2 separate regions of the Mus musculus genome follow, and region 1 is linked to region 2. Evidence: chromatin loops called from intact Hi-C (ENCODE). Cell type or tissue: left cerebral cortex. All regions are shown on one strand. Links, peaks and the distances in the headings refer to the core of each region. The heading gives the core; the rest is flanking DNA.

Region 1 (2,920 bases), core at 245-2,744, 340 kb before region 2:
TTGATGTACCAGTCTTACTGCTGGGAGCCTTGCCTAGTTACAGAAGATGGCTGGTTTAGGCTCCATAGCCCTCATTACTAGAAGTTGTTGTTATGGCCACTTTCACAGATTCCAAGGCTTTCTCACTGCACCAGGTCTCCACATATCCCCTAAATGCACCCAAATCTAGTCATCTCTCCCAGCACTCTCTCCATCCAACATTTCTACTTGATCCTGAAAGAAAATTAAAATTCAAGGTCCATGACTCATGCAGCTTGCTAGTTAGGAGGACTTTTTGGGCCTAGAGCAAAGAACAAGGCTGTAAAGTCATCCCAGGAAACAAATAGCCATTGAGATAAGAAAGATGCACAAGGACAATCTCTAGACAAACTCAGATGAGTAATGGGCCACCTGCTGATATGGTTTGAGCTTAGCCAGATGTCCTGTTGACCAACATAAACACCCTCCCTTTAGAGTTACTATCACATACTGCTCACTGATGTTTAAACTGCCCATTTGTGTGTAGCTGTACAAATTCTTCCCCTACCCCCACTCTTTTCCTATATAAACCCCTAACTTTTGAGCCTCGAGGTAGATGACCTCTGTCTCCTGTGTGAGATACGTGTTGGCCAGGAGCTCCATCATTAAACCACCTTGTGTGTTTGCATCAAGACAGTCTCTCGTGATTCTTTGGGTGCACGCCTACTTGGGACATGAGTGGGGATTTCCCACTAGGTTCTTTCAATCCTTCTTGGCCCAGTTCATCCTCAAAATTTATTCTATTTTCTTTTAGGAAGATCCATGCACCGTTCCCCCTGCCCCCTATTTGATAGGTACCATCTCTCAGCTGTGGATTGTAGCCTGATTCTCCTTTACTTAACAGCTAATGATCATTTATGAGTGACCATGTGTCATGTTTGTCTTTCTGGGCCTGGCTTACCTCACTCAGGATGATTTTTTTCTAGTTCCATCCATTTGCCTGAAAATTATCGAATTTTATTGATTCTTTGTTAATTTCACATCACACACCACAATTACATTAATCTCCTGTCCTTCCATACCCACCCTCTGACTTTTCAACCTCCCCAACCACCAGAGAGAAAAAAATCTCTGGAAAATGTAGTGTGTCATAATGTGTCTTATAGTATACCTCTTTGTCCATATTTTTTTTACTTGCTAATGTTCACTGCAATGAGTCATTTTGTGGTTCAAGGCTTATGGCTTCCACTACATTATCAGTACTGGATTTTTATTGGGACATTTTCAGCTATTCTGTTATTGCCCTGTGTCATGTAGGTCCTGAGGTTTGGATCTATAGGACTGGACTCTTCACATGCTTCAGAAGTTGACCAATTGGGCAGAAGTTGGGGTGGGCCAACTCAAAGTCCTGATTCAGGGCCTGGGTGGTAAGTGACCTGGTCAGCCAGCCAGCTTTCCCATACCCACACCACTAGGGAAAGCTCTTCAGCACTGTTTCAACTAGCATTCCCAGTGCTACAGCCAACAAGAAGGAAATGCTCTCCCATTCTCATGCTCTCAGGCTGACTCACCTGTCCACCTGCCAGCAGGACCAGGACCAGGTGCAGATCCAAATTTCTGAAGCTGGAAAGGGGCAGAGCACAGCTCTGAGGCATCAAAATGACCCTAGGCAGTAGCCCAGACCAAGGCCATCTACCTGGCCTTTGTTGGTAACAGACCCCCAATGCTGCAGGGCCATAGATTCAGCCATGGTGGTAACATGCACCAAAACCTTACCATTTCCTTAGGGTGCATCACTGGCTATTCACACCAAGCTGTTATAACCTCAAGCATCCAGTTCTGCCTCTCTTCATTGTTCCCACATCTCTCTGCTTCTCTTTATTTTCCATTTCTCTACCACATGTTTGTTCATCTTAGTTGAGCCCGAGGCTTCTGTGTATCTGGGGTATTCTCAGGAGTGCCAAGACCTGCCAGCTTTCACAGGTGTCACTGGGCAGGCATCAACTCAAAGATGATATGCCCAGGCTTGTGGCACCAGTCTGGGGGTTGTCTTGGGAGAGGTCTGCCTGCACAAGCCAACTGGTGCTGGACTGGGGCATATCCTAGGCTTACTCTTCCTGCCTGTGATGCTTGGCTTGGGCTTGGGTTCCCATCACTTAATTTCAAAGGATTATTCATTTATATTAAACAATCATTGAGCAATGAATGGGAGAAATAGTGTACAAGGCACGAATATGAAAGACTTGTGATTAAACTGTTCAAGCTCACAGAACTGGCCCACAGATAGTTTTATCTCTTATTGCCCAAATGTGTTTTATAATTGGATATTACACCAACATAAATATGTAGATTATATGAAGACAAATGCTTTTTAGAGGTGCCCTTTGTTAAATATTAATATAGAATATCAAACTGCAAAGTAAATGAAGAAATCTCGAATCTTCAGAATTCTGAATTATTTATATTTTTATTTTTATTAGGTATTTTCCTCATTTACACTTCCAATGCTATCCCAAAAGTCCTCCATACCCACCCCCCTACTTCCCTACCCACCCACTTCCCCTTTTTGGCCCTGGCGTTCCCCTGTACTGGGGCATATAAAGTTTGCAAGTCCAATGGGCCTCTCTTTCCAGTGATGGCCGACTAGGCCATCCTTTGATACATATGCATCTAGAGACAAGAGCTCCGGGGTACTGGTTAGTTCATATTGTTGTTCCACCTATAGGGTTGCAGTTCCCTTCAGTTCCTTGGGTGCTTTCTCTAGCTCCTCCATTGGGGGCCCTGTGATCCATTCAATAGCTGACTGTGAGCATTCACTTCTGTGTTTGCTAGGCCCCGGCATAGTCTCACAAGAGACAGCTATATCTGGGTCCTTTCAGCAAAATCTTGCTCGTGTATGCAATGGTGTCAGCGTTTGGAAGCTGATTATGGTATGTATCCCTGGATATGGCAATCACTAGAT
Region 2 (2,920 bases), core at 164-2,663:
ATGGAAAACATCTGTAGTTCCAGGGGTGCAGAGGCAGGAAGATTGAGAACTCTAGGCCAGCCTTGAGCATATATTAAAACACCAAAACCAAATCCAACTCAACCCAATCAAATCAAACCACTAAGTATCAAACCAAATCAAACAAAACCAAATAAATAGATAAATAAGTAAATAGTTTAAAATATAGAAAACAAACAAATTAAACAAACCATAACCAAAGTAGAAAGCACACTGATAAAATCAGAAAGTTGATAAGCAGGATCCGCTCTCGGGGTGGAAAAAACCCAGCACCATCCACAGAGTCCAGCCTCCAACCCTACAGCGAAGAGTTCCATTGCTAAGGGGAGCTTGGCTCCCTTACCCAGCCATCATTACTCAGGAAATGTGGAGGCTGCCCCAGGCTGGTTCTGTACAGTCCTGTCCTGGCAGAGGTATGCTGAATCTCTGTTTTAAGAAAATGTTGGCAAAAGATGAAAATAAAATTTTGACATGAGATGTTATGAATTAATCTTTTTGATCTTCACATTTAAAAACTGACAAGGGGTGATGTAGAAAATATGCCAAAAATAATGAATAGAACATTAAATTGAACCCATAACGTTCCCACCTGGAGCTCTTTCAGATTGAAATACTTTAGAGACCAAAGGATCTGGAGAAAACCTTTCTAGTACATTTTTTTCTTTCCTGAATAACTAAGCGATCACAGCAAGAGAGAGGTAGGGTACAATACAGTCAGGACACAGTAGTAAAGTTTCCCTCTGGGATGGGTATTCTACTTAAGATGCTTTCATCATACTTCTCAATGATCAATCACCTTGTCTCATGAAGATGGCCATCACTCTACCTCATAATCAGAAAGATTGGGGAGAAAGATCATGATGCGTCTGAATAAACTGTGCATTTCTCCTGAGTAACATATTCTTATTGAGTCTATGTCAGAAAAAGAGGAGATTATTTGTGTGTGTGAGATATGTTTTGGCTTTCTTAGTCTCTAGTTACATCACCATGCACAGAAGTGAAGACTTTCTAAAGACCCAGCTATTTATTTATTTATTTATTTACATTCCAAATGTTGACCCCCTTTCCAGTCTAGAGGTGATACCTTCAGGTTTCATCTCCCTGTATTGGGCATTTGGGCTAAAGCCATCTCCATTGAGTCCTGTGGACCTCTTACATCCCAGGTCTCTGGGACTTTCTAGCAGCCTCTGTTCTCCCTCCCCCACAACTGTTCTCCCTCCCCCACAACTGCATATTTTCATTCATTCTCTTGGCCCTCTGGGCTTCTTTCCCATACCTGATCCTGCCAGAATCCTTTTGGATGATGCTGGCTTGTGTATTCCTTCTTCTTTTTTCTTTTTCTTTTTCTTTTTCTTTTTCTTTTTCTTTTTCTTTTTCTTTTTCTTTTTCTTTTTCTTTTTCTTTTTCTTTTTCTTTTTCTTTTTCTTTTTCTTTTTCTTTTTCTTTTTCTTTTCTTTTTCTTTTTCTTTTTCTTTTTCTTTTTCTTTTTCTTTTTCTTTTTCTTTTTCTTTTTCCCTTTCTCTTTTTCTTTCTTTTCTTTCTTTCTTTCTTTCTTTCTTTTTCTTCTTTTTTTCTTTCTTTTTTTTGTTTTTTTGTTTTTTGTTTTTTGTTTTTTGATACAGGATTTCTCTGTGTAGTCCTGGATGTCCTGGAACTTACTCTGTAGACCAAGCTGGCCTTGAACTCAGAAATCCACCTGCCTCTGCCTCCCAAGTGCTGGGATTAAAGGCATTTGCCACTTGTTAAGACAGTTGTACTATTTCTGATTTTTTTAACTGTAGGTATTTAGAGCTATAAGCAAGACAGCCATTGATTTACTAAATCAGAATAATCCCTACCAACAACCTAAAAATGTTTCTTCTCACACCCACAGATATATATAATGATCACCCTCACCATGAAAAATTCTCTTTTCAATAGAGACCACAGCAATCAAAATGCAGAGTTGTGGAGCCCAGTCCCTTTGGCTTCATCTTCAAAACACTTCCTCACATAAGGCTTAAGGATCACTGCAGGAGATGGCGCACAAAGATTGTAAGAGCCAGAGGATCATGTAGTTTGTTTGTTGAGATTGTGTCTCCTAGCAATGTCAGAAGCTACATCTATAAAGTCTCAACAACATGACTGCCCAAACATGAACTGAACAAGAATGAGAACAGGGGACATACGAAGGGAGATGGGGAAAAGTCTACAAGACTACATAAAGAACTATAGGAAACTGCATAAAGCTGGAGGAGAATCAGGGTCTTCCCTAGGGAAGAGCACACCAATTGGTTGTCTATTGCTAAATGGTCAGCCCTAAATGCCTTCATAAAATAACATTATATGAATTCAACAGATTATAGCAATATCTATGCATGTAACAACAACTAGTGAGAGAAGACCATTAATTTGTTGGAGAGAAAAGAAGGGTATATGAAAGTGTTTGAAGGGAACAAAGTTAAAGAGAGATATTGTAATTAAATTATAATTTCAAAAAGAAAAGGAAAAAGAAAAATGTTTGTTTGCTGGAAGATAGACAAATAGAAGAATAGAGACCAGAATCTTAAAATGTTTCTGTTGTGGGGAGAGCAAAAGGCAAAAGGACTTAATATTAGTAAACACCAACAGTTTCTGAGAATTAAATACTGCACTCAGGCTTCATGAAGTAAATGTTTAAACTCAAAAAAGACACATAGCACAAAACAAATGTCTCTGTTCTGAAAGAATATCCTTTTTCCAGTGTACTTTCTCTGCGGGCTTTTGTTAGAGACCCATGAAGGCTGTTCACCCTTCCCTATAAAGGACACACAGCACATACATACATGCATAAACACATATACACAGACACACATGCATGAATACACATGTACAAATATATACAGAGAAATACACATGCATGGATACATGTATGTACACATAC

Evidence for each region. Hi-C counts contacts between places; a loop is a spot of excess contacts. Peaks named below come from ENCODE experiments on the same cell type or tissue, not always from the same donor. Only the 100,000 strongest peaks of a DNase experiment are listed, where the experiment ranks them.
Region 1: a loop joins it to region 2, with 3 times the contacts of the local background. A loop is called at or near these places in 6 of 42 quality-filtered maps.

What each region holds. Positions count from the first base shown.
Region 1 is chr1:107,133,639-107,136,558 of GRCm38, forward strand. No RefSeq gene overlaps it. Among named protein-coding and RNA genes, the nearest start is that of Serpinb3b, 26 kb to the right of the region's middle. In left cerebral cortex, for the core only: no CTCF peak of the experiment used is centred there; no DNase peak of the experiment used is centred there.
Region 2 is chr1:107,473,779-107,476,698 of GRCm38, forward strand. No RefSeq gene overlaps it. Among named protein-coding and RNA genes, the nearest start is that of Gm24553, 35 kb to the left of the region's middle. In left cerebral cortex, for the core only: no CTCF peak of the experiment used is centred there; no DNase peak of the experiment used is centred there.